Linked DNA regions of Homo sapiens: region 1 is linked to region 2. The links are chromatin contacts, found by Hi-C or POLR2A ChIA-PET in ENCODE. All regions are on one chromosome and are shown on one strand. Each heading gives the region's core, a stretch centred on a gene start or an enhancer-like site at or near the end of the contact. The rest is flanking DNA. Distances are from core to core; before and after follow the strand shown. Region 1 overlaps POLR3B (RNA polymerase III subunit B). Region 2 holds the start of RFX4 (regulatory factor X4).

Evidence for each region. A loop is a pair of places that touch in the nucleus more often than their neighbours do. ChIA-PET counts read pairs that join two places held with the same protein, here RNA polymerase II (POLR2A).
Region 1: a loop to region 2 is called in a map of IMR-90, with 2.0 times the contacts of the local background. The contact joins the enhancer-like site here to the promoter of RFX4 in region 2. A Hi-C loop is called at or near these places in 1 of 168 maps with a recorded cell type or tissue (IMR-90). POLR2A ChIA-PET finds 5 or more read pairs at or near these places in 2 of 52 experiments (OCI-LY7 and endothelial cell of umbilical vein).

What each region holds. Positions count from the first base shown.
Region 1 is chr12:106,417,115-106,420,468 of GRCh38, forward strand. All of the region lies in intron 12 of POLR3B (RNA polymerase III subunit B), which reads left to right. Among named protein-coding and RNA genes, the nearest start is that of POLR3B, 61 kb to the left of the region's middle. Within about 2 kb of position 1,602, at least 5 of the 41 ENCODE cell types and tissues checked have a DNase peak (open chromatin) inside an H3K27ac peak, as active enhancers do; they include endothelial cell of umbilical vein, where a contact is called at or near this core.
Region 2 is chr12:106,581,323-106,584,843 of GRCh38, forward strand. It overlaps RFX4 (regulatory factor X4), which reads left to right and starts at 1,682. Exons shown (of 18, transcript NM_213594.3): 1 at 1,682-2,041. The coding sequence starts at 1,999. All of the region lies in intron 1 of LOC100287944 (a long non-coding RNA gene), which reads right to left. RefSeq lists enhancers at 1-643, 2,132-2,716.

The DNA.
Region 1 (3,354 bases), core at 352-2,851, 160 kb before region 2:
AGATTGTAAGCTCATTGAGGAAAGGAACCATTTATATTCATCTCGTTATTTCCACATATGTGCAGGCCGATATTTGAATAAGGAGAAGTTGCTCTCATGCAGCCTTGCAAACTGCATTCCAGCAAGAGACACAACCAAGTTCACATCTCCTAAGGCACGAATGAATTTAGGGACTGGAGGAACTGATAGAGGGTCAGTGTGGCTGGAGTGAGTGAGGTGTCAGGATGGTAAGAAATGACACTGGAGACCCAGGTGGAGGCTGGATCATCTGGAGCCCTGTGTGCCATGGGAAGAGACTTGGCATTCTACATGCAGCAGAAGACCATTGAAGAGTTTTAGTCAGGGGAGTGACATGATCTGATTTTTAGTTTAGAAAGATCTGATGTGGAGATGAACAGGCGAAGAGTGGACCGGCTAGAAGCTGTAGCAGTTTTCTAGATGAGAGATAGTGCGGCTGGGATGATCACAGCAGATAGTACCACAACTAAAATTTAAAAACTAGAATTATGAAATTATAGTAACTTTAGGTTCTAGAAAAAAAAATTAGCATCAGGACTACTGAGGAAGCTCTGTTTGGTTAATGGCCACTACTTAGCAGTTTGGTTTTTGGCCACCTTCAGATTGACCATTGTGCAAGGAATTATGGGTATCCTCACCATCAATCCCATTTTTACTATTTTTTACTTCGGAAAAACCATGGTGTTAAATGAGTCCATTAAAAAAAAGTTGATTGTTTAGAGGAATAAGGAATGGAGTAAGGAGGGGGAAAGGAGAGCTGATCCTGTTGCTTAAAAAATTAGAATTAAAAAGAGGGTTCCCATGTGCAAGAAAACATAGCTTTATAAACAATGTAAAGACATAAAAGGTATTGTGTTAGCAAAAATGTGTAAAAACAATAGCTGCTAATTTCACACCCCATGGGATGAGGGAGCATAAATGTGCTTCAGCTTTAGATAACAGAGTTGTCTCCACTGGCCAAGCGGGTTCACAGAGCTTTCCTTCAGTCTTGATGCCACAAGAGGGTTGGCAGGCCAGCCGCCAGTAGAGGTGTTAGCAAAACCTACCGATTTCAGGCTTAATCTTTCACCTACCTTTTCTTTTTCGGTAATGTGTTCATTATTTGCTGAGCATTACTCTATTCTTTGTCTGCAAATTTTTTGTTTCTAATGCAGCTTGCTTTGTATGGGTGAGATATGGAATGGCACCAAAATCCGGCACCCTGGAAAGCCAGGGATTTCTACCCTATGACAAAAGAATGCCGTCTTGACTTCAGAGATTGCCTAATCCCAGCTGTTCTGATAATGTAATTAAGGCTGCCTAATGTCTTTAATTTTGCAACCAGTTTGTGTGAAAAGGAGAATTTGGCACTCTGTAGGCTTAAACACTAAATAGCAATCTCAAGACGCCTAATTAGAATTCTCTGACATTAAGCTAATTGGTGAAACTGTATTTCAGCAGCTTAACTTCTTTATTAATTTTTTTAGCATTTTCATTGAAAATCAATTGATGAGCTGTCAGCATTTTTCCCTGAAATATGATTTGCTCTTTACTCTCCTGTCTTAAACAGGCTGAAAGGCCTTGTGCTACCAAGGTATTGAATATTATCACCAGCATTCCTTCCCTTTTAGTCATTTTACTTTTGACCTAAATAATGTGGTGTATTGTGTGGATGGCCTTGTGGTTTCTCACTGCTCTGTGAACTTGGACAGCATTTTTTCTTTTAAACTGAAATTTTAGGAGTAGGAAAATTTAATAATGAGGCAGTATTTCTGTTGACTGTGTTCTTACTTTTTACTTCTTTAGTACCAAGGACATTTCCTTGTGTTTGAATCAAGGGGCTACAATAAATTCAGCTGGGATCCAAAAAAACTTTGTCATAATTTGAGACAAAAGTGTCTAAGTGTAAGGGACTAATTAAAATAGAGCTGAGCTTTTGTTGTTTAGGTTAAGGGCATTCGATTCTGTTCAGGATGCTTATTCAAGTTCCTTTTGCCAGTTTCCACAGGAAGTTGCTGGAATAGGCTTCTTCATCCCCTCTCACCCCTCTGCACCTGCTTCCATTCCCATATTCTTTCTTTCCAAGAGTGAAACTGCTGGGTCTCACTGTAAGAAAGGATTAAGCTCTCAGAGGAGGAAGTTTTCTTTTTAGAACACTTCTGACATAGTAAATTCAAATCCAAGATCCAGGCTTTTCTATCTGAAAAGGTGGTTTTAGTAGAAAAGTGGAAGGACATGTCTTAACTTTAAAGAAGGAAAAGCATGAAATCCAGTTCCACTTAGGAAATTCCTTCTTTGGCACTAGCTAGAGGAGAAGATTCATTTGCTTTGAATACCTTCTTCATTCTGAGTCAAAAAACTACCTATCAGAAACATTCAGGAATATAGTCAGTATGGAATCTGGAAAATCTTTAGCTTAAACATACTTCACTGAACCTCAGAATTCTTTAAGAAATTAATTAGTATAAATATGCCCCCCATATTACTTTAATGTTTTGTTATTTAACTTAGATCACAAATATATTGAGCTTTTTTCTTCCACTGCAAAGAAAAAAGATGTGTACAAAGGGAAAAAACTAATAGAATTAATTGTATAGGAGTATTTAGTATGCATAATATCTATTATATTACTGAAGAAGTCTACTTTTTTTTTATTTATAGTGAGCCAGATATTTAGTTTTGCTTTTTTTTTTTTTTTTTTTTTAATGAACTTGATATAACTGGCATTCTGGTTATGTGTTACTCTGTTACATGCTATCTCAAAATGGTGGCTTAAAACAACAACCATTTTATTATACATACCTCACAGTTTTGTGGGTCAAGAATTCAGGCAGGACTTGGCTATTTGATTCTTTTGTTTCACATGGTGTTGATGGAGGTTGGTTGGTTGATGTTCTGCTAGAGGTTGGTGGGAAGGGCTGGAAAGCTAGGCTCAGGCGTTTCCAGAGTTGTCACATTCGGTGGCTCAGGAATCTAAGAGTAAGTGTTTCCCATAGACAAGAAACTGTGTGACCTTAGTGACCTAGACTGAAAGTCACAGCATCACTTATGTTTATTCTATTGGTCAAATAGTCCCCACCCAGATGTGGGGCAGTGGGGCACGGGGGTAGGGATGGACATGGGCCACACCTCTCAATGTTTGCTTCAGGGATCAGCCAGAGATTTGGGCAAAGTTTATATATATAGTTTGGAGTTTTCTTCCTTGGGTTCTCTCCTTTATGGAATTCCCCTTCACCTTCCAGCTACTCAAATCCAGTAGTTCAGATCTTTTTCTTCTGTTTCTTCAGTCCAGTAAGACTGCAGGTCTTTCTCTGAGTTTCAGCTTCCCAGTGTGGCTTGGACCCTTTTTATTAACGT
Region 2 (3,521 bases), core at 432-2,931:
GAGGCCCAGAACGATGAAGGAATTTACAGAGCTGGGATTCGAACCCCGCGCTACCGTCAGTCCATCCCGGGCTCTGTCCAGCCGGTACCGCGCGCCGCCTTCTTCCTCCCGCACCGTGACCTTAACTCGGCACGTGCTGGCCCCTCGGGCTCCCCAGTCTCCGTACATTGTCCCACTCAGCTCTGATTGTGGGGAGGGGGCGGACCGAGGGGGCGGGGGGCGTCTTTCCGAAGGATCGCGGAAAGCCGCGCGCTGCCAGGGGCCCGGGGTTAGAGACCCCCACTCCCGCACGGCGTTAGGGACTCCGCGCTTCCCCGCCCCCGCCGCGGCCCGCCGGCTCTGCCTCTGTCCATGGTCAAAGCACCCGGGGTAATCCGCCTTTCTCTTCCGCCCGCCGGGCCCCATTCATATTCTAATCACAGCGCGGCCGACCCGCGAACGGCCACTTTATCGGGGCCCGCAGGAGACGCAGCTTGCTCCCCCTCACTTCCACTTCCAGCACCCCCCGGCCCTCGCCCCCCTCTTTCTGCACTTTCAACTCCGCCGAGGAGGGGGTCCCTGGGAAAACCGCGTCCCCACTTGGATGCCGGGGCTTCTCACAAACTTCGAGGCCGACTGGGGGACGGCGGTGGGGTGGGGAGGGCAGGGGGAGGGCGGAGGAACAGAGACAGACAGACTGACAGAGTTACGGGAAGAGGCGGGGGAGGGGGGACAGTACAGAGAGACCGAGGGGGATAGAGACAGAGAGGGGCAGAGTCCTAGGGGGAGACAAAGAGAAGTGGAGGCAGGGTCTGGACAGAGACACTAGCAGCCAAGGAAGGAGAAATGGACAGAGACAGAGACACAGAGGACGAGAGGGACAGAGAGCTAGAAACAGACACCGGGAGACAGGCGGAGAGAGACAGCGAGATGGAAGGAGAGAAACAGGATGAAGGACCCAGGCCCAGAGGAAGACAGAAAGTTCTGGAGGAGGCGAACCAGCCACTCACCTCCTCCCCGCCTAGCGGCCTTGTTACGCTCATATTGGGGCATGGGGTCTTAGGGATTCAGTTCCCCTTCCCCACCCTTTCCCCTTCAAGCTCGCTTCACTCCCCACGCGTGTCTGCGGATCCGCGTGCAAGGGGTCAAGACATACCCCCTCCCGCATTCTCAGGGCCACCACCCGAAATCTAACCCAGGACCAAAATGGGGGGTGGGTGGGGGCGCAAGAGAAGGAAGGGAGTGGGGCCCCACTCGTGGTAGCGCAGGCGACTCCCCAGGCTCCAGGAGTTCCCCGCGGCTCCCCCCCCGCCCGCGCCCCCCTCCCGGCCTGCCAGCACGGCGCGGGGCCCGATGGTGGGGAAGGGCCGGGAGGGGGAGGGGGCCACATCTAAGCCAATTTTGATTTCGCCTATAATGAGTGCCGGGCGAAGGCTGGAGAAGGCCTCTGGAACTTTAAATAAGAAAAACGTTGCTAATGCTATAATAGAAGGGGGAAGTCGGAGGGCTGGGATTGCGTCGCTCTGAGCCCCCCTTTTCGGAGGCGGCTTTTCTTATTCAAAACAGGCCCACAATGGGCTTCACAGTGCGCCTCGCCACGGCCCCATCTGACGAGCGGCCATTCATCAGGCCGGCTGGCCTATCAATGACATTGCTCCCATCGGGGCTCCTATAAAATGATGCTTTTTCCCATGAAACATCCGCAAACATTTTGACGGGTTTGGCTTTGCCCGGCTGGATTACTGAGTGTCCCCTTGCTCGCTCGCTTTTTCTCTCTCCCCCTTCTCCGAGCTCGCTCCCTTCTCTCCCTCTCTCTCCTCTTTTCTTCTTTCTCTTTTCTTTCCTCTTCTTTTTCTTTTCTTTTCCTTTCCTCCTTTATCCTTGTGCCCCCTCACTTTCTGCGTCTCTCTCTCTCCCCTTCTCCCTCCCTCCCTCCCTTCCTCCCTGGGCATCTCTAGCACAGGGGATCCCCAAACATCAGGACTTTTGGGGGGCGCCTGTGCTGTCCATGGGAAGAGCATGCATTGTGGGTTACTGGAGGAACCCGACATGGATTCCACAGGTTAGTCCTACTGGCGGGGTTGGGGGGATACATTGGGAGGGAAGGAGAAGGGAGAGGGGGAACTTTAGAAAGAAGTTGGGAAAAGTTCAGACGGGTCAACTTGACAGTGGAACCCCAAAGAATAACGCAGAGCTTGCAGAAGTTTTCAATTCGAGGCGATGTGTGTAACTGGATGCGTGGAAGTATGTGTATAAGCGTGTGATTGTGTACGTGTGTGAGTGTGTGTGCGTGCGCGCGCGCGAAGGAGCGCGCTTTCGCTTGCCCTGGACACAAAGTTACGTAAAGATGCGCTGGCTCGCGGCGAGCTCGAGGTGCCACTTGCAGAAACTTTGCCAGCCGACCGCCCCCTCCCGGACCCAGGTCCTCCTAGGGTATGGGGGCCTCGGAATAGCGGTGCGCTCGGGGTCTGGCGGCCAGGGCCGGGAAGCCGAGCGGAACGCCCCGAGGCGGGGGAGGGTGACGGCTTCGCACTGCGCCTGGGAGGTGGGGACCGAGGCTCCGGCTGGTAGAGACGCGCAGCTGGAGGGAGTGGCGGCGGCGAACCCGGTGGTCCGGGGGAATCCGCAGAAACGGGAGGTGGGAGTCCTGGGCTGTGGGGTCGGGCTTTTAGCTTTTCTGCCAGGAAGGGGCACCCAACGCCGGGCTCCACTAGGGAGCTGTGACCTTGCTGGAGGGAGGGCAGGACGCAGACTGGCCCGCTAAACTCGGCGTTGGGGTCTGCAAACTGCTCTGCAGTTCAAGAGCTGCTGGGCGTCAGTTTTGGGGGTGCGGCGGTCCTTAACAACGAAAAAAGGAGGCCAAGGAATCTTTCACAACGAAAACACCCGGTATCTCGGTTCTTCCTCCAGTAGTTTTCGCCACCTCCCACTCCTAGCACCTTTGAAGAGCCGTCACACTTCTAGATCTGTTAACGCTCCCTAAGTCCCTTGCAGGTGGAAGTTCTCTTACAGTTCACCCCCTCCCCTAGGCTCATTCTTGCAACCCGGCTATTTTCATTTTGGCCCCCTGCAGCCTCAGAATTTCTTAGGGTGATGAGTTTGGGGAGAGGCAGAAATAGGGCAGTGGACTCAGCCTGGGCCGTGGCGAGGTTTGAGAGAATGCCTGCAAGCATAAGCTGCTGAGCATTGCAGCGCGGAGCAACAAGTGCCTTCCAGCCCCGGCCGTCCCCTGAGCATGCACGTCCTTTCCTTGAGCAAATAAACAAATGCCGCACGAATGTCTCCCCAACTCCACCCCTAGGCAGGCTGGATATGGAAGTGGGGTGGGGGCTGGGGTCATCGGGGCATTGCCCCAGAAGGTCTTTCCTCGGTCCCTGCAGAAATATTTAAGGCCTCTCCAGGTTTCCGCTGCAGCCCTGGTGGCCCGGACACCGGACTGCTCTTGCCAGGGGGATATTCTGTGTTTTAGGGTAGTTGTCGATCTCTGATTCCTAGAGTCAAGGCCCCGCCTGATTGCACTCCCCTGGCTGGGTGTGAGCCCC